4 separate regions of the Homo sapiens genome follow, and all the other regions are linked to region 2. Evidence: chromatin contacts called from ENCODE Hi-C data. All regions are on one chromosome and are shown on one strand. Each heading gives the region's core, a stretch centred on a gene start or an enhancer-like site at or near the end of the contact. The rest is flanking DNA. Distances are from core to core; before and after follow the strand shown.

Region 1 (4,943 bases), core at 872-3,371, 520 kb before region 2:
TTAAATTATCTATTTGCTTGTGATCATTTGTTTAATGTCTTTCTCCTGCCAAAACTATAACTCCATGTAGGATAGTACTGTGTCTTCATCACCCTTTGTCTCCAGCTTCCAGTAAAGTGCCTGGCACATGGTAGGTTCAGTTGTTGAATGAATGACTGGGTGGATGTATGGAGGAAGGGATCTGGGTTACAGTCCTGGATCTGCTACTGATTTGCTATGTGCCTTTGGCCAAGTCCATTCTCTTTCTAGGCCTCAGTTTCCCCACAGGCTCAATGCTGGGTGAAATCACTCCTGGAATTCCACATTTATGTTTTAGGTCGTTATGATTCCTAGGACAGCAGCCACATCTCAGGCTTCAAAGGAGGTTAGGTAAGACAGCTGAAGACCATGCTGTTGGAAACCTGAGACTGACAGTTCCAGGATTCATGGCAATTAATTTGAAATTCTCAGATCTGGTTCTTTTCCCAACCCCTGAGACTTAGTAGGATAGGCGGAGGCCAGGATGTTTCCTATTTGTTAGCCACTGCATTTATGTGAAGTGCTGCCTTCTCCTGCTTCCCTCCCTTTCCCTTTAGGGTGTGTGTGGGTATCTGGGTGCACATTCTGGGAGTGGTTCTCTGTGGCATGTGGTACATGCCCCTTTCCTTGTTTTCCTCCTGATCATGTTAGCTGTCCTCCTCAAACCCTGGCACAGCCTGCTCTTGGCAAGGCAACACTGTCAGTCATTTACACCTCCCTGGAGACTGACATTTCTCCTCTCCCTTCCAGAGATATTTATAATTAGCATGTCCCATGATGAAGCACAAGGGTTGGCTGGTTCTAACCTTATAGGTGGTTCCTGACTTACCAGTCGTGTGATGTTGGGCAAGTTATGTAGCCCCTTTATGGTTTAATTTCCTAATCTGCAAAATGGATATAATGCTAGTAATCACCCCATTAGGTTGTCGAGAGGTTAAATGAGTTAGTACAGTAAAACACTAGGACAGATGGTGGTGCACACAGCACACACATCACAGCCATTAGCCACTGTCCTCATCCTGTAAGTACCTGGTGATGCCTGACTTGAGGTCTGGGCTCTGTGATGGAATACTGCTCAGCAACAAAGAGGACTGAACTGTAGATACAGACAAGGGCTTGGATGGATCTCAAAGGCACTATGCTGAGAGAAAGAATCCAGTCTCAAAAGGTGACAAACTGTATAAACCTATTTATATGACACTCCCAAAAAACAGAGTTATTGGGGTGGAGAACAGATTAGTGGGGATTAGAGGTTAGGGACCAAGGGAAGGTTTGACTTTTTTTTTGAGAGTGGACAGGGTCTCTCTGTCACCCAGGTTGGAGTGCAGTGGTGTGATCATCATTCACTGAAGCCTCAAAGTCCTGAGCTCAAGCCATCCTCCCACCTCAGCCTCTTGAGTAGTTGGAATTACAGGTGTGCACCACCGTGGCTGGCTAAATTTTTTATTTTTGTAGACATGGGGGTCTTGCTTTGTTGCCCATACTGGTCTCAAACTCCTGGGCTCAAGCAATCCACCCACCTCAGCCTCCCAAAATGTTGGGATTACAGGCATGAACTACCACGCCTGGCTGGGGGTTTACTTTTTAATGGGAGATTTGGAGGTGATGGAATTGTTCTGTATCCTGATTGTGATGGTGGTTACATGATTCTATGTATGTGTTAAAATTCATAAAGCTGTGATCCCCCAAAAGTTAATTTTTTGTATGAATATTAAAAAAATTATAACTGGGTAAATGTTCTTGGCCTTTATTCAGCAGAACATTGTTACCTCCTTTCTCCTGGCAAGATAAAAAAAGAACACATCCTTAGATGTGTCAGAAAACAGAAAGCTCTCAACGTAAAGTGCCTCCCAGTAGAGAAACAAACCTCCACGTTTGAAACCTGCTCCAAACCACTCCCGGGCTCTGTAAAAAGGCCCAGGCAAATGAGAACTCCAGATCAGAACCTGGGTGTGGGGGAGCTATGTAGAACTCCGGCAAGCTATTTAAAGAGATTTAAACGCGCCGTTTCCTAGTTATTCTGAGGTGCAGCTATAATTGCTGTTCTTTCCAAATAAATCCTTCAGATTAAATGGATATCGAGTGTGTAAGTTCAATGATTGCTCACGGCACGCGAACCTTGTCAAAGTTCAGAGTGAGTCAGTCTAGATTAACAGGAGGAAGTTGGCAAACATTGTTTTAGTCTTAACACTATCATTTGGTGCTGGTGTTGAATGTTTACATTTTGGGGAGAGAAAACTCAGGCCAGATAAGGCAGCCTGGGGCCACACTTGGGAGTCAGGAATCTTGGCTTGGCAACAAGGTTTTGTAATTTAGGGGGAGTCCCTGCTCTCCTCTGAACCTCAATTTTGCCACCTGCTTTTTGGGAGTAGTGTGGTTGAACTCGATCTTTTCCAAGGATATTTTCTATCTGGTTTATGACTGAGAAGGTCTCCCTTCTTTCTACTTTTGGGGACATAGTTGCCCTTCTTCTTCTGCTAGCACCTGCCAGTGTGTGGCCTCTGTTTTAGGGACACCCCACCACGTCACCAAGACAATGCTAACTAGGTCTGTTTTGAATTTGACGAGCCTTCACCCATCTGCCTACCCAAAAGCACTTCTCTGAGCAAACTTGTGTACAAATGTCAACAGGCACCACAGAGCATCCGAGAAACATGCCCAGAGGTGCCGTTAGGAGGTTGGAATTATGAGGTGAGCAGTAAGAAGCCAAAAAATAAGGGAGCCACTTGAGCAGAGAGTATAAACATAAATATCCCCAAGCAGGCCCCAGCACTGGGTTTTTTATGTTGATGTTCTAATGTGTTATCCACTAAGGGCTTATTTACGCCGTTTTGGTATTCCCTGCAATTCATTTATCTGCATAAGGAAGAGGCGCTAACAGGACAGTTCCTCATGAACAACATCCCTATGTGATCCTTCATGCCCAGATCTATAATTCATGAGCTGATGGCCTGGTGGCAGTTTCCATAAAGGCCACGCCGGGCACCCAGTCGTTAACGTCCTCACTGTCATGCATGGAATCGAAATAAGCCCACTCTCCTTCTATTCATCACGACGTCCCCGACGTGTGGGCAATGATATTATCCAAATATTATTAAAACTTTGAACCCTGTCCCCATAAATTATGACCGAATGGCTCCATGGCCATTAGGAGAGGGGAATGTATGGGCTTCAGTTGCTGCCGAGTAATTATGTGCTTAAAAGGAAGCGTGGCTGAGCATCTCCCTAGTAAAAAAGAGAGAAGCTAGGATCATTTGTTACTGCTGCAGCGCTCGAAGCTGGACCGTTCAGGCAGGTCAAGTCAACCTTACAGAAGGACAATTATCTGCCTAGAGAGACCAAACATCTGTTATTAAGTATGTACAGGCATCAAGGCAACACGCTAGAAACCTTGTCCACTTCAAACACTTGGCGTATTCCACACAACACCCCCTTCGCGTTTTGTTACTGCAGCAGTCAGCTTTGAAATATGCCCTATCTTCCCTCCCCCGGCCCCTGGCTTTCATGTACCCTGCAGCTGCTAACGATGGTGTTGTAACTTTAGAAGAACCTTGCTATCTTTCTCTGGCTCTTTAAGTAATAATAATAATTTTTTGTAACTTTTTTTTCCTCCCAAACTTTCTTTTGCATTTATTAGCTATTCAAGGGGTTTTGCTGTGGCAGAGATAATATAGCATTTGGAAGCGCAAGGGAAGCCTGTGTTCACATGAGCAGCCGAATGGCTCTTTGATGCATGTATCGGCAGCAATTTGTAGGCTGGTATGCTGCATGGCAGAGAGACTGCTCTGTGTTGGGATTATAAAATGGGAAATAGAGTTTTTTCAGGCTATTGTTGTTCTCTAGACTGTGTGTATGTTAGAATGCTAGAAGAATGGGGAAAGGGACCCTAGAAATCAGGTAGGAGGAGGCAGGGGGCAGGTCAGAAAACAAGGCTACAGGCAAAGTGGGTTGAAACAGCAGGATGAGGACAATGGGGATGCCCAGGGAGATAACACTGCAATCACTCCGGCTGAGCACTTCCAGACAAGAATAAAGAAAGTGCAGTTTTCCACTCATAAAGACTCAAAGTATAATATCAGGTAAGGAGATTTGGGCCATGTTTATGGAGGAGGAAAGGCAAGACTCTCCTCTGCTAAGTGACGTAAAATAACAGGCCAGATTCCTTTCTTCTCGAGGAGAATGGAATCTCTAGCTCTTGTAGGGCCTTGCAATCTGAGCATCTTAAAGATATATGATGTCTGGATTTGCTTCAAAGTAATTCATGGTGGAGTGGGGATGGGCGGGGCTATAGATGAAATAAAATTGGCCCTGAGTTAATCATTGTTGAAGCTGAGGAACAGACACAGATTATTTTCAACACTTTTGATTATATCTGAAAATTTCCCATAATTAAAAATAAAATCCCAAGGAACAGAACTCTTTTCTGATGTGAATGATCAAGAGAGTCAGGAAAGAACCCATCTTCCCAGGACTGAAGTCTATAAACACAAACCAGGGAAAAGGAGCCGAGACTGGCTTGTTGGCATAGTACATGCTCAATGCTCTAATCCATCCCGTAAACATTTTTCCCAGAAAAACCTTCTTAAAACGCGATTTTTAGGTGTTTAAAATGCTGAGAAAGGCATCCCAAGTTTCCTTTGGAGAGCCAGCCCTTTTCCACCACAGGTTGCTAGATGGCGAGTGAGATTAATCTCCATCCCCATCTCCCCATTTCATTACAGGGGCAAACATGGGACCCAGGCCTGGCCCACTGGACCATCCCTTGGCCACGATGATTGGCTTAGGGGAGGTCATGTGATCCAACTTAAGCCAGTGAAACTCAGCTCTGGAGCTTCTGTTGAAACTATAGCTGAAAGACCAGCTTGTCAGTCCTGGTAGCCGTTTTTGCCATATTTGCTATCCTGAGAGGGGAATTTGCATGAGAA
Region 2 (4,582 bases), core at 757-3,256:
TCCAAAATCAACTTCTGGATATTACAGAAAGAATTTGCAGTGTTTGTAATATTTGGTGAGCCTTAAAAGTTGCTATTTTTCACACAACTAAAGTTTCATTTCACTACGTTAACTATATTCACGGTATAAACAGCATATGTTGATATGATAAATGACATTTGGTTAGAAAATGTCTTTGAACTTTAGCTTAAAAAATGAAAACAGGTAAAAAGAAAAAACAGAATCAAATGTTAAAAACCATATGTTAGTAAATGAATATTCTCTTTCAGATTATTTAATGACCTTAAATATAATTACTGCTCCAAATGAGAAAGTTTCAAAGCCTGAGAATATTGCTTACTTTGAAAAAATGTATTTTAGTATTAGATATATGTATTCATCATCTAAGAAAAAGAAATCCACATAGCGATATTTACAAAATAAAGCAGTAACATAGGTGAGGAAAGTTAAATATTATCTCTATGTACATTAAGAGAAACAGGAATTGAGTCGCTTGCTGAAAACTTCTAAAAAGTCCATGACAAGACTTCAGATCTTGTTCTTTTGTGTAAAAGATGCTCGGGCCATTCTGCCAGTTTTAAAAGATTAATGAACATTTAAGAAAAAGAAGCCCAAAGTTACCGTGTACACACACAACAGAACAGCTGTGTACTCACTCTTTAGGGCTGTGACTCACAGTTCAATCTGAGCAAGAAATGCTTGGAAATTCTAAAACGCGACATTCACCTCCATGTGGAAGGAAAGGCCTCAATGTTCCCCTCCATCCCTGCTTAATCAATCAGTTGTGAATCAATTCTGCAGTGACTAATCGCCCCCAAACCCCCTTGCTCCACCATCTCTCCCTAGTATGCGGTGCTAGAGATGTTTACGCTGATACGAGGAGATGACAATTAGTCATATTTATCCGTGCTGGGTCCATTTAATCCCCAGTGTTTTTACTCATGTCAAATCCATTATCCCAAACAAAGCTTCATACATCTTGTCGGAGATGCTCACAGACTTGCCTTGTTTACTTTGAGAAGACAGATTTTATGGCAACATTAAATACATACTGAACCCTAACTAATGGAGCCACTTGGCATGGTGAAGCAATTGCACTGGCAATTCCTATCACCCTTAACCCATTGTTGTTTAACTGGGTTCTGAAAACCCAGGGACTTCTGGCTGTGCCTTGGGTGTTCCGAGCATATCCTAAATTTTCTCCACGATTCTACATTTATGATCATTGCACCTCAGTGTTTCCAGCAATCACATAATGCAACCCCCTTCCCCCCAGTAGCCAGAGACACTTTTTCCCGAATGCCTTGAATCTCCTCCTGGCCGCTCTCATGAGTAATTTTTGAGCCTAATAAAGGAACACCTCCCTCCCCGTTTGTTTATTTAGAAAGACAAAATGTTAGGTGCTCTGTTTACTTACATTTCTCAGCACTTCTTTGTCTTCCAAACCATTTTAGCTCTTAATATGGAAGTTTTATAAGTTATTTTATCAGAAAATGCAGACCTTTGCTAGTTGACATGAACACTTAGGATGAGGCTGAGTGCTTGGAAACCCCTGACTTCACCAGGAAAAAAAAAAAAAAAAAAGTAATATGTGGCATATGTTAACATCTAGGCCTGAAAACACAGCCAGTAAGAGTGGCGCACACTAAAGGAAATCACTACTTAATTCCACAAACATTTGTTTCAGTCCAGGAATGGCACTAGAAACTTTGAGCCGTCTGTCTCCTTCCCTGAGCCGGTCGGGCACACGAGGGTCCATAACGTGCGGCGCAGCGCCATCTGCTGGCAGGCCACTCCTGGCCGCCCCAACAGCCGGCAGCCGCGGATGGCTCTGAAATCCACACGGCTTGGTGCCTCCACCTTCGTCCCCCGGGGCTTCTCGCTGCTGGGGAGTCCTGACTGTACTAAAAAAAGAAAGAGAGAAGGAGATTGTGCCGGAGAGAAAAAACAGTGCTGGAGAAACCGTTTCCAAAGATCTATTTAACATGTAAACGGAGGAAGATTAATATCTCTGGAACAGTCCCCAAACGTCTTGCCAAGGGCACAGGTTTTCAGCTTTAAAGGTGAAGTTGAGTTTATTTGCATCTAAAGCAAACAGTTGTTTCTCCTCCTTTCTTTCTCTCTGTTAAACATCGTATCCTAACCATATCCTCTTTACACTCCGGCTCTGCGTGCTTCTTTATGGAGGGGAGGTCGAGTTAATGGCAGCTGTCTGGGTGTCCAGGTTAATTCATTTCCTGGCGGCGTGGCGGTGGTGGTGAGGGGGATTCTGAAGTGCTTTTGGAGACACTGGGGCTCTGTTTGCCCATCCATTCCAGGAATCAGTGGAGGGACAGCCCCTCTCAAGGGCAGAATCTGAGGATTGTGGAAATGCAATCAACACACTTATGCGTGCGCCCACACTGCTTTGAATGGGATCCCAGACTCCAGGGAACTCATCTCTGATAAATTGCAAAAGACCCAAACTAAATGGACCAAAGAAGCAGTCATTATGCTTAAGGGAGGGACCTCACTGTAACACAGAATAAAGTGTTACCTGCAATTATTTTTTAAGGTTGTGGGGGAAATCTCGGTATCCCAATTCTAACTACCCGGCCTTTTGCTAACTGACTGCAACACTGACTTCCAGCATCTCACATCCTCTTCCTCTCTCTATCTTGCTCTATCTTCCCACTCTTACCCAGTCCCATAACAAACAGGTTGGGGTGGATGCCCTCTATGTCCACATTACTTAGGGAGAAAGGGGAGGCTGGATCCATTCCTGGTTTCCACCTAAGGATGATTTGTTTAGGCCCCTGTTGTGAGGATTCTGTGATCCTTGGTGCCTGGTGGCTCACAACAGGGATTAATTGCAATTGTCTTTGTGTATGGAAGGGACTAGGCTTTTTCTTAGGGCGCTCAGCACAGCACTGCCTGCCACTGAGACGGTTCAGGGCACAGAGCTCTCTAGGCCCACAAAGAGGTCTGGCTCTCAGGACAGCCATGGGAGGGGCCTATGTCATCAGGAAAGGGCGTTGTTTTCTCCAGGGCTGCCTCTCAGCCTAAAGAGACTTTTACTCTAATGCCATGAGCTGTCCTTTTGCAGACTAGCAACCGGCTGGTGAGTGCTTTCAGGGGATTGCTTCTCTCTCTCTCTCTCTCCTTCATACACTTTTAGAAACAAATACAGTCAGAATCATTAATTATAGAATTGGAGGCCTAGGGTTGCCAGATAAATTACAGAATACCCAGTTACATTTGAATTTCAGAAAAAGAATGAATAGTGGTTTGATTTTAGTGTAAGTATGTCCCAGATATTACGTGGGGCATACTTACACTAAAAGATATTCTTTGTTTATCTGACATTCAGATTTAAGTGGATGCCTGTGTGTTGTTTTTGTTTTTTTTTTTTCCTCCCTTCCTTCTCCCTTCCTTCTTTCCTTTCTTCCTTACTTTTTTTTTTCCTTCTCAACCTGGCAACCTATTAGAGACCCTCTAGTAAAAATCTTTAGCCAGGAAACCAAAATTGGCAGAGGCAAAGTAATTTGCCCAGTTACACAGCTGGTTCGAGGCACAGCTAGGGTCAGAAATCAGGTCTAGAAATTTAGTTTTGATTCTCTCGATTAACCACACTGTCTTTGCTTCCCCAGGATAGCCAACTGGGAGCTAACGTACCACATAAGCTCACGTCATAAAACCAGTTCTTCATATAATCATTTCAGAATGATTCACGCGTGCTTCAAAGAACCATAAAGTAAAATACCATTCATCTGGAAATGCCACTAGTTTATAATTTGTGAGGTTTCCTGGCAAAGTGAATCTTTACCTAGAGACCCTTTTCTGGCTGAGGAGTCCCACAGCTTCCTTTTCTATCACCATTGTTCATGATTGTTTTAAGGACTTTGTTCTACCAAGTGATTTCACACTCTTAAGCACACAGTTAGATACAAGCAAAGAGTGTGCCAATTAGCCTCCTCTTCCTATTAAAGCAAAAGTTCTAAAGCCATTTCATCTTATCTGGATAAAAAGATTAATCTTAAAATACTCTAATATGCATTATTTCAAAGACTTACATTGGTTACCTATCTTGAGACTTCAAGATTGGTGGCAAAACTGTTATTCCATATTGTGGCCAACCTCAGGGCAAAAATGTGACCTTATATTTTGGCTATGCTGTGACCAAGTGTCCTTGTTCATGTCTCTTATGACATCTGAGCCTCACTTACATTATTTTTAAAAGGAGGGGTTAGTTCCTTATTAAGTCCTCGAGTCCATTTTGGTTCTAAAACACTAGGTTTCTAAAAATCAGACATGCACTCTGTTAACCTCATCTGTTTTTGAAGTTCCAACTGGAATTCAGCAGCAAAAATTGCATCTAAGTCTTTTGTAAGTATCCACTGTGCCCAGGATGGTGCCACAAGCTGCCTGTGCTCCCCAAAGCAATCTGGCCATCAAAACCAAAGTATAAAACCTCACACCGAGGAAGAAAAGAAAAAGGTGTTAATGAAACTAGCTGTAATGCAAAGAAAGGTCAGCTTCAGCTGCAAGCACTGAAATGAAACCATATAATTGCAAGTGGCAAAAAGGGCTCCAGGTGAGACAG
Region 3 (5,015 bases), core at 252-2,751, 920 kb before region 2:
GATTGCATTAGATCAAGAGTTTGAGACCAGCCTGGGTAACACAGCAAGACTGTCTGTACAAAAAATATTTAAAAAACCAGCCATGCCTGGTGGTGCACACCTGTAGTTCTAGCTACTTGGGAGGCTGAGGTGGGAGGATAGTTGGAGCCCAGGAGTTCGAGGCTTCAGTGAGCTATGACTGCACCATTGCACTCCAGCCTGGGTGACAGAGCGAGACCCTGTCTCAAAAAACAAAAACAAAAAAACCAACACACTTGTTTTCTGGAAGATTTTACCTATATACTACCACTGTCCTTCAGAACCATGGGTTTTCCTTAAGTAGCAGGGAATAACCATGTTGATTACTAAGTCGCAGGCCAGAAGGAAAGAACTTGACTTGGGATTTCCTGAATTTATTACAGCGTACTTTATTTCATAGGCTAAAACTGTGTCTTAGGTTCAATGAACTATGTGAAAACTCTGGCTGGTCCACTCCCCATAACTCAGCCCTTTGGCCTCCTGACTGGACATTTCCCTGAAATATATTAGGTCCAGCTGGGCATGGTGGCTCATGCCTGTAATCCCAGCACTTTAGAAGGCCAAAGCCAGAGGATCACCTGAGTCCAGGAGTTTGAAAACAGTTTGTGCAACATAGTGATACCCTGTCTCTAAAAAGAAAAAAAAATTAGGTCCTTCATAAACATTTGTGGGATGAATGTTTTAATTACAAATTTTAATATAGGGTGTTTTTAACAGGATTTCTTTCTTTCTTTTTTTTCTTTGTTAAACAGTCACTGTGTTTATTTCCTGCCATTATCTCTGGATGTCATTTTTTGCACAGACTGTCACAGACCAACATGATGTGTGCATACATTTACGTGTGGTTCGATATACACATATGCGCCTGCAATGCTTCTGTGTGAGTCAACATACATGTATGCACACACTTACATGTAGCTCAATACACATGTACATGTGCAATGCACACACCAACATGTGGTTTAATATACACGTGTGCATACACTCACATGTGGATCAACACACATGTGCACTCACATGCAACTTAACACACACAAGCACACTTACCTGTGGTAGAACACACACATGTAAATCCTTGCATATGGCTTAACACACGTGGGCAATGTGCACATTTACACATAGTCCAGCCTATACATGTGCACATGCTTACATGTGATTTGATATGTATGGGTGTATATACTTCATTTGGTTCAGATATACCTGCAGGGTGGGGATTTTATTGTATCCCTGAGTGATTCCTGTCCCAGGCTTAGCAGTGATGAAATGAGTTTCTCTCACCCTAGCACCAGGGAGAAGGATAGGGAGGTATTTCTCTTCCTCACTTGAGCCAGGATCTGCGGCTGTCCCAGTGAATGTTTGACATTGGCCGATACTCAGCATTACCAGGAGGTGGTGGACGATGTTCACTGGTTGGCATCACCATTCCGGGGGAGAACCCTTCGACTGTGCACCGTTCTATGCATAGAGTTCGTCATGGAAGTCCAGTTCCAACATTGCTGATGGGCCAATGAAGGGAGGTGGGGTTTTCTGGGCTGCGAGGTTTTCTGGGCTGCAATGTGGAGGTCAGCCACACAGTGAGCCAGCATCCCGTGTGTACAGCATGTGTACATGCATACAACGCAGTGGATGCTGACGAGGGTGTGCAGGCCAGTGTAGGATGGCTCTGGGATGGAAGGAGCATCTCTCATGCACCTGTGCAGGTGCAACGTGTCCTCTGCTGGCTTGACGTGGACGCTCCCCAGTACCAGAGAATGGCAGCAGCTTTGTGCCCCTGCAAGCCCTGATTCGAGAGGAGGCTGGAGGCGTGCTGTCTCCGGCTGAGGATGGAGGTATCTCCCTAGGGGAAGCAGGGAGTGGTCAGCACCTTGGGGAATGGGAGCTATTAACCTTTCAACCTGGCTTGCATTTCTTTCCAGGATGTCCTGTCTTCTTGTAAAGGAAGTGGCAGATCTTCAGGCAGGGGGCAGCAGATTCTGTTAGACTAAGACTGTGGCAGTAGGCAGGGTGGGAGCAGGAGGTCCTGTCCCTCAAACCCACTACAGATGCAAGGGTAGAAAGATCAAAGGGGGTGCAGTTGAGGAGAGGGGAATGGTCACCCCAGAAGATAACTGAGTAAAATAATAATAATTGTTGATAATGTCATCCCAGCCCTTACTATATACCCATTTCTGTGATAGGTGCTTTTCATAGATAATTTCTAAGCCTGCCAATGACTCTTTGAGTTGATATCTTTAATATCTGGGCACATTTCTCCATTAATGTAACCAAGAAATTAAATCAATCTATGCGAAGGTCCATGGCATGTATGTGCGGACTCTGTTTTGGAAGCCAGGGCTATATGACTCCACAGCCCTTTTCTGTCCCCAGAAGACCACCACCTCCAGTCCCCCGCGTCATTTCAGGACCTGCCACTCTGGTGTCCTGGTTCTTAAGGCTGGTGGAAAAGTAAGCTGGGTTCAGGGACCAGCCTGTCTTGCTCAGGACCTCCAAGGAGGCCAGAGCTGTTTCTCCCGTTTGGAGAGGGAGATCCTAGCCTTTCTCAATACTTTTTGATTTCTGGGAAAGGAGAAGTTGGAAGGCCGCCTCGCCTCCTGTCTCGGTGGCGTTCAAGGTTATCCAGACAGCGGTCTGCGGGTTTCATTTGCAAGTCACTGCGCGGCGCATGCAGAAGCAGCCGCGGGCCGGCGGGGCGCGCAGATAAGGTCTGGGGGCGTGGGTTTCGGGCTGTACCTGCATTATCGCGGCTTCCTTAAGCTCGGATGAATATGTAAATCTCTCGCTGCAGCCTTCCGGTGCCGCAGTCGCAGCCGTGGGGGCCGCCTCCGCTGTAGCAATTCCGAGGGTAAAATTGATTAATATTTGTTTTCAAAATGACACGCGGTGATGTATGGGCCCTGTTACAACTTAAATTAATACTTTAAAGAGATGAATGGTCTCTACCGAGGGTGTTAAAGTTCAAGCCCAGGGAATTTGCATATTTATATTACAGCCAACTGATAGTAATTGTGGGAACGGCCTGTAATGCTGTTCGTTTGTCATTTTCAGCGGGGTGTGCTTCTGCCGGGGACCTCATTAACTCAGAAGGCCTCAGCCCCTCAGCCCTGCAGGACACGGGCTGGCGGCCCGGCGCCCAGGGCTTGTGGTCAGGGCACCGTCCTGCCTTGTGGGCTTCTGGAGGCTGAGTGCCTTCAGGCCTGGCCACCTGGCTTGGGAGGTGAAGACAGGTGCCCCGAGCCTGCCGACCTCACCTCCTGCTCGGCTGTAAATCCCTTCCTAATGTAGCCAGAATCCCTTCTTACTATGTGTGATGCCAACCACCATCTGAGCCACCTTCGAGTCACTTATGGCCATACTTCCCTCTTAGCTAAAGTTCTCCCAGAAGTACATCTTCAGACAAGTTTCCCCCAAGTGCTTTCTCCCGGAGGTGGTCCCAGGAAGCAGTGGTAGAGGAGAGAAGGACCGCACACGGGGTACGTCACCAAGCAGGTGACAGCTGTGGGCAACTGGGGTGCAGTCCTGCTAGGGATCCTGGGGCGGCACTGTGGGGCACACTTTGGGATTGTCCCACCTGGAGGTGGGGAAGCTGCGGTCTTCTCTTCAACTCCATTTGTCATTGGCTGAGGGCTGTTCCCTGGGGGTGTTAATTCCCAGCACCTCCTGCTGCCTGAGAACCTGCTGCAAAAGCCCGGGGGTGGAGAGTCCCGGATGCTGCTACCGGGCCGATGGCCTGTGCGGGATGACGGGTGGTGGGGAAGGCCAGCATCTCCTAGCGGGCCTCTCGGTGTCCGCCATCCCCACTTGTCCTCCACTCAATAGCCAGGCTGATCCTTTAGAAACAGGAGTCAGGCCAGGTCACTCTTCCGCTCAAAACTCTTCCCTGGCTTCCTCTTTCTCTTTGGAGTAAAAACCAAATTCCTTGCCATGGCCGGCGAGGCCCCTGTGGTCTGGCTCGGCCTTCCTCACCGACCTCGCCTCCCCCTCCATCCCTCTCTCTTCCTCCCCTGCGTCCACAGCAGCCTCCTTGCAGTTCCCCTAACACTCCAGCCAAGCTGCTGCCTCAGAGCCTTTGCTTCCACTCTCCTCTTTCTCCGGAACCTGCCTCTGCCTCCCAGTCACTGGACATGACTCAGTCTCTCACTTCTACTCAACAGTCACCTTCTCAGTGATACTTCCCCTAACCTCTGCGGTTATGATTTCATCCCCTACCCTGCACCCCACAGTGCGTGCATCTCCTCTGCCCTGCTCACTGTCCAACAGATGACATATTGATTTATCTTGTTTATTGTTTGTCTCTCCCTCTGGAATTTGAGCTCTGTGAGGGCAGGGACTTGTATTTTCACTGCTATGTCCCCAGCACTGAGCACAGTCCCTGGAGTGTCACAGACACGCAGTAAATCTGTGTTGAATGAATAAATGAATGAATGAAGGTGGGCCCAGTAGTGACTGTGTGGTGGCTTCCACTGCCTGGGTGTGATGGCCAGGGTCAGGCCAGGTGAGGAGACCCAGCAGACAGGACCAGCTTCATGTGAGTGTGACCCATGCAGGCCCCATGCTTAGTTTAATGTCCTTAATTAAATGTAACTGTCTTGAACTTTTTTAGAGACTGTATTTTTAGAGCAGTTTTAGGTTTCAACAAAACAGAGCAGAAGGTACAGAGATTTCCCGTATACACCCCACCCTACACATGCACTGCCTCCCCCATTAGCATCCCCATCAGAGGGGTCCATTTGTGTCAGTGAACCTACATTGGTTCATCATTATCACCGGACTCCATAGTTTACATGAGGTTCACTCTGGGTGTTATACATTCTATGAGTTTGGACAAATATATAATGACATGCATTCATCATTATAACATACAGAAGAGTTTCACTGCCCTAAAAATACTGTGCTCTGCATATTCACCCCTCCCTACCCCAACTCCTGACAATCACTGACCTCTTTACTCTCTCCACAGTTTTGCCGTTTCCAGTATGTCGTAGAGTTGAAATCATACC
Region 4 (4,937 bases), core at 1,192-3,691, 960 kb before region 2:
CCTAATATGGCCTTTTCCAAACTAAGTAGTTTGAAGTTACACTGGGGTTTGAAGAGTTGGTGAGGAAGTTGACTGTACCACGGATGCCTCCCTGAGTCCCTCTCCTCCAGTCCTCCCCAACTTTAGCAGACTTTGGAAGCGACCCCTCAGGCCTTGCCTTGCAGGTTCTATTTGGTGGCAGGCAAGACTCAGCAGCCTGTAGTAAATGCAGTCAGGCCTCAGGCCATGATGAGTGGCTTCTTCGCTGTGCCTTCTTATTGGCTCCAGGGAGGCGAGGCTGCTCCTGGGTTAGTGCGTGGTGGGGTGATGACACTGGAATATACTGTGTTTTAAACAAATGTGCGTTTTGTTGGGTCCGGCCATCTCTGTAAACTTCAGACTGTTTTGTTCCGATGTATTTCTGAACTGTGCCCTGTAGGTCGCCCATTGGGGGTGGGATGGGCCTCTGCAGGTTGGAAGGACTAAGTGTGGTTTCAGGTTTCTGTTCAGAGGTCACCTCCCTGAAGAGGCCTTCACAGACCACATTAGCCAGGGGTGTGCTGGAATGTTTAACAACCAGCTCTTGGGGGCTGAGGGGCAACCCTGTTTGTAGCCTCTGCTGATTTGGTGGTATAAATACCCCCACCACGGCCAATTGCAAGCTACCAAAATGACACCTTTCAAGGAACTAGGGAAGACTTATATAGTAGGATTAACACAAGTACATAGCATTTCCGCCATACAGATACGATAGACATAAAACCACGGTGGCAAACAGCAGCCCGTGAACCAAACCAGCTCAGCACCTGATTTTGTGAATCACATTTGATTGGAACACAGTCATGACCATTTATCTAAGTACAGGTTGAATATCCCTTATCTGAAATGTTTGAGACCAGAAGTGTTTCAGGTTTCAGATGTTTTTGGATTTGGGAATATTTGCAGTACCAGATGAGCAGCCCTAACCCAGAAATCCAAAATCCAAAATGCCCCAATGAGCATTTCCTTTGAGTGTCATGTTGGTGCTCAAGAAGTTTTGGATTTTGGAGCATTTCAGATATTTGGATTAGGGAGCATTTAAGATTTTTCAGATTAGAGATGCTCAGTCTATATTATCAATGCTTTTGTGCTACAATGGCTGAGTCAAATAGTTTTGACTGAACCCTTATGGCTCACGCAGTCATTAAATGGCCCTTCCCAGAAACAGTTTGCTTACCTTTGGCACAGAAAATGGTAAAATATAAAATAATTAGGAAGTAATGAGTTGCGAGTATTTGTTACCTTTATTTTAAGTATAATTTCATTTTAAGTTTATATAATTTGTAAGTTTATATACTTTGTTAGCTTAATAATTCAATAATAGATCCATCCAAGAACTGACTCGCAAAATTCCTGAAAATTTAATAATGGGCTCTTGTGAGCCATGGATGCCAGCTCCAGTTTACTTCTGCCATCATCTCAAACACACCTACAGGCACATATAGACTCCTGTGCGCTTCATTTTCTCCACAGCACTGATCCCCTGGCTGCATGGCTTATCGTGGGCTCCTCAGGACCTCCCCTAGTCCCTTTAATTGTCTTTCCTTACCACCTTGATCAGTGCCTGGCACAAACCTCCCGCCTCAGCCTCCTCAGTAGTTGGGACTGCAGGTGCACACCACCATGCCCAGCTGGCTTTTTACATTTTTGTAGAGAGGGGGCTCTCGCTATGTTGTCCAGGCTGTTTCAGCCTTTTATTCGTGGAAGCCCCACTGTCTATTGTCAGTGTGCTCAGAATTAGATTACTGTCCCCATTTCTTTTGAGAAAGCACAAGACGTCTCAGTCTCTAGTTCCCCAAATAATGCTTCCTCTCAGAAGTGGAGACATCGTAGGACTCCCCTGCTAGGGCTTTGATGAACTTTGAATGAAACCATGCACGGAAAGTGCTTATCACAGTGCCTGGCACTCCGTAGCCCCTGAGTAAACAGCAGCCACCAGTGGCAGCAGCAGCAGCATTAGTACTAATATCGTAAACATGAACTTGAGAGACAGGGTGCAAGTCTAATCAGCAGTTCTCTTTCTGCCTCTCATCTCCCTCCACGATCCTATTTTAAGCCACACTCTTTATCCTTTAGATGGTTTTATGAGATTGAGATTTTTCTCAGGCATCTTGTCCCTGAGTGCAGCAGCGCCATCTTGTGGTCATTACTGGTTATGGCGCTGTCCTAGATCTAAGCTCCCAAACTCCGAGCCGCAGCCAGAACCCAGGCTTGGGAGGCAGCAGGGATTTTGAAAGCCAATGTGGCAGTCGGGCCAACACACCAGATTACACACTACACCCTAAGAGGGTTTAAGTTTCCTCTGCGTCATTTCGGGACAGCTGCTTAGTGTTGACCATTTCTGTTTGTGGCTGTCCTCTCTCATAATGGGCTCTGTCTTGCCCTTTCTCTGCATCTGCTGCTCCCTCTGTCTTGAGCTTTCAGGCACCGTCTACAAACGGGGTTTAAAATGAGCTAGCGCCATCTACTGGGCGAATGCCGTAAGGTCGGTTGTGAGGTCCCGGAATCTGCAAAGGAATGAATGAATTACAAATCTGTGGCTTTATGGGGGGAATGTCGGTACGTAATAGGATTCTGATGTCACCTCCCTTTATTTGCGACCCTTTCTCAGTGTAAGCCTCATATCTACTGTGTTAACTTTAGTACAGGTTACTTTGTCAGGATCCCAATGTGAAAATCAACCACACTGTCTTCAGTGCTTCCCAGAGAGGGGTCTTTGGACCAACCTGCGTCGTAGTCATCCAGGGACATTTAAGAATGCAGGCTCCGGCTGGGCGTGGTGGCTCTCACCTGTAATTCCAGCGCTTTGAGAGGCTGAGGCGGGCAGGGCTTGAGGCCAGGACTTTAAGACCAGCCTGGGCAACACAGCAAGACCTTGTCTCTACAAAAATACAATAATAACAATAAAAATTAGACAGGTGTAATGATGCACTTCTGTAGTCCTAGCTACTTGGGAGGCTGAGGCTTGAGGATCACTTGAGCCCAGGAGTTGGAGGCTGTAGTGAGCTATGATCACACCACTGCACTTCACCCTGGGCGACAGAGCAAGACTCTGTCTCTAAAAAAGAGAATTTGGTCTTGGAGGCCCTGTGCAAAATCTACAGCATCAAGCTCTCAGGGTAGGGCCCTGGAATGTGCATTTTGAACACTTCCCCCTTTTCCCACCAAGAGAATCGGGCACACGCTGAAGTGTGAGAACCACTGCCATTATGGAGAAGAGGCTTCCCGCCCCCTCACCTGCCACTCTAGAAATCCAGAGAAGAGATTCCACTTGGATTAAGACTTGCATAAGTGGGGAGTTGAGTCCAGTCTCTTTCCCCCACTGCAATACCCTGTTGCGGTGACATGTAATAATAATAAAAAGACTTGCATGAACTCCTTTCTGTGCAAATGAGAGCAAGCATCTCTGACAAAACCACAGTGCCCCTGTCGCTCATTTTGTGTGTGGTTTCAGTGATAACAGACCCAAAGTCCTGGGACCAGCATCTGGCACACCATGGGGGCTCAAATGGGTCACTACTGCTGCTGTTACCTGTGTGAGGCCGGCTGGAGGCCTCCTCAGCATTCCTCACCCCCTCCCATCCACCTCTGCTTGGGAGGTGGGGGAAAATGGTTTATACTTTCATATCAAGGCTCGGCCTGCCACCTCGGGCCCTTCTCCCAGAGCAGGGCTCACTTCAAGCAAAGCACACAGCCATGTTGGAAAGATTCCAGTACTGAGGTCACCCCCTTCCTGGGTGGCACCTCTCTGAGCCTCAGTTTTCCCATTCCTAATACAGAGAATTGTATTAGAGTCTGTGCTGTCCCTTCCAGCTCTGACGTTCAGGGTGGCTCAGTGCTTTGGAAGCCCCTTCCCCATGTGGCACTTCCATGGTGTCTGGGTCTGGTGTGTGCAGAGACCCCCCCCCTCAGAATGCTGATTTCTCTTGCTTTGGTTCTTTCTCTGCCTGCTACCCCTAACCCATTTTGCACAAATTGTGAGCCATGTAGGTGCCCGATACACGAGTGCTTGGTTTTCAAAAGCCTTCATATTGTGCATACCTCATCCCCAGCAATTCTGTTGCTGGGAAATTTTTCTAAGGCAATCATGATCGCAGATGTGCCCAAGATTAGCCATCAGACTCCGAGCAGCACTGTTTATAATGCTGGCCAAACCTGAAAAAGTTAAATGTGCAGGACTGTAATAAATTATGGTACAGCTAGACTATACCATAACCATTAACCATGTGCAGTCATTAATGATTCTTCTGGAATGTAATTTTTTTAAGGACATGAGCAAAAATTCACACTATATTAGGTGAAAAAAGTGGATTATTAAAAACTTATGTATGATAATAGATCTAATTTTGTGTATACAAAAATTTGTGGCTGGGCATGATGGTTCATGCCTGTAATCCCAGCACTTTGGGAGGCTGAGGTGGGCGGATCACCTGGGGTCAGGAGTTTGAGACCAGCCTGACCAATATGGTGAAACCCCATCTCTACTAAAAATAAAAAAATTAGCCGGGCTGTGGTGGCATGCCGGTAATCCCAGCTACTCAGGAGGCTGAGGCAGGAGAATTGCTTGAATGCAGAAGGCAGATGTTGCAGTGAGCCGAGATCGCGCCACTGGACTCCAGCCTGGGTGGTGACAGAGGGAGACCCTGTCTCAAAAAAAAAAAAAAAAAAAAAAATATTGTGCATGTACTGAAAAATTTGCTTGCAGGGAATACATTGATTCCTGAGATGACAGTGACTGCGGATGACTTTCATGTTTGTGTTTTTCTCTTGTCGGTATTATCTAAATTAAAATCCGTGGTTGACTGAATGGCAGGATGTGCAGGGAGGGTTGTCAGGAAGGGGCCATTTATCAGAAGGAGAGAACAGACACCAGAAAGGGCATGGGCTGTCAATCAAATACCGTTGAGGTGTTTGGGAGT

What was found. A loop is a pair of places that touch in the nucleus more often than their neighbours do. Pooled maps may share reads with other maps.
Region 1: a loop to region 2 is called in a map of mammary epithelial cell, with 5 times the contacts of the local background. The contact joins the enhancer-like site here to the promoter of LINC01571 in region 2. A Hi-C loop is called at or near these places in 1 of 168 maps with a recorded cell type or tissue (mammary epithelial cell), 1 of 37 single-sample maps with no recorded cell type and 7 of 50 pooled maps.
Region 3: a map of HepG2 shows a loop between it and region 2 (32-fold over the local background). The contact joins the promoter of LINC02128 here to the promoter of LINC01571 in region 2. A Hi-C loop is called at or near these places in 1 of 168 maps with a recorded cell type or tissue (HepG2), 2 of 37 single-sample maps with no recorded cell type and 6 of 50 pooled maps.
Region 4: a loop to region 2 is called in a map of endothelial cell of umbilical vein, with 25 times the contacts of the local background. The contact joins the promoter of LINC02168 here to the promoter of LINC01571 in region 2. A Hi-C loop is called at or near these places in 4 of 168 maps with a recorded cell type or tissue (IMR-90, MCF 10A, endothelial cell of umbilical vein and 1 more), 12 of 37 single-sample maps with no recorded cell type and 13 of 50 pooled maps.

What each region holds. Positions count from the first base shown.
Region 1 is chr16:51,242,075-51,247,017 of GRCh38, forward strand. No RefSeq gene overlaps it. Among named protein-coding and RNA genes, the nearest start is that of SALL1, 93 kb to the left of the region's middle. Within about 2 kb of position 2,122, at least 2 of the 41 ENCODE cell types and tissues checked have a DNase peak (open chromatin) inside an H3K27ac peak, as active enhancers do.
Region 2 is chr16:51,760,513-51,765,094 of GRCh38, forward strand. It overlaps LINC01571 (long intergenic non-protein coding RNA 1571), which reads left to right and starts at 2,007. Exons shown (of 3, transcript NR_110916.1): 1 at 2,007-2,063. LOC105371257 (a long non-coding RNA gene) reads right to left here. Exons shown (of 4, transcript XR_001752182.1): 3 at 1,418-1,904.
Region 3 is chr16:50,838,555-50,843,569 of GRCh38, forward strand. It overlaps LINC02128 (long intergenic non-protein coding RNA 2128), which reads left to right and starts at 1,502. Exons shown (of 3, transcript NR_184286.1): 1 at 1,502-1,847.
Region 4 is chr16:50,804,231-50,809,167 of GRCh38, forward strand. LINC02168 (long intergenic non-protein coding RNA 2168) reads left to right here and starts at 2,442. Exons shown (of 2, transcript NR_146573.1): 1 at 2,442-2,577; 2 at 3,188-3,399. RefSeq lists an enhancer at 4,912-4,937.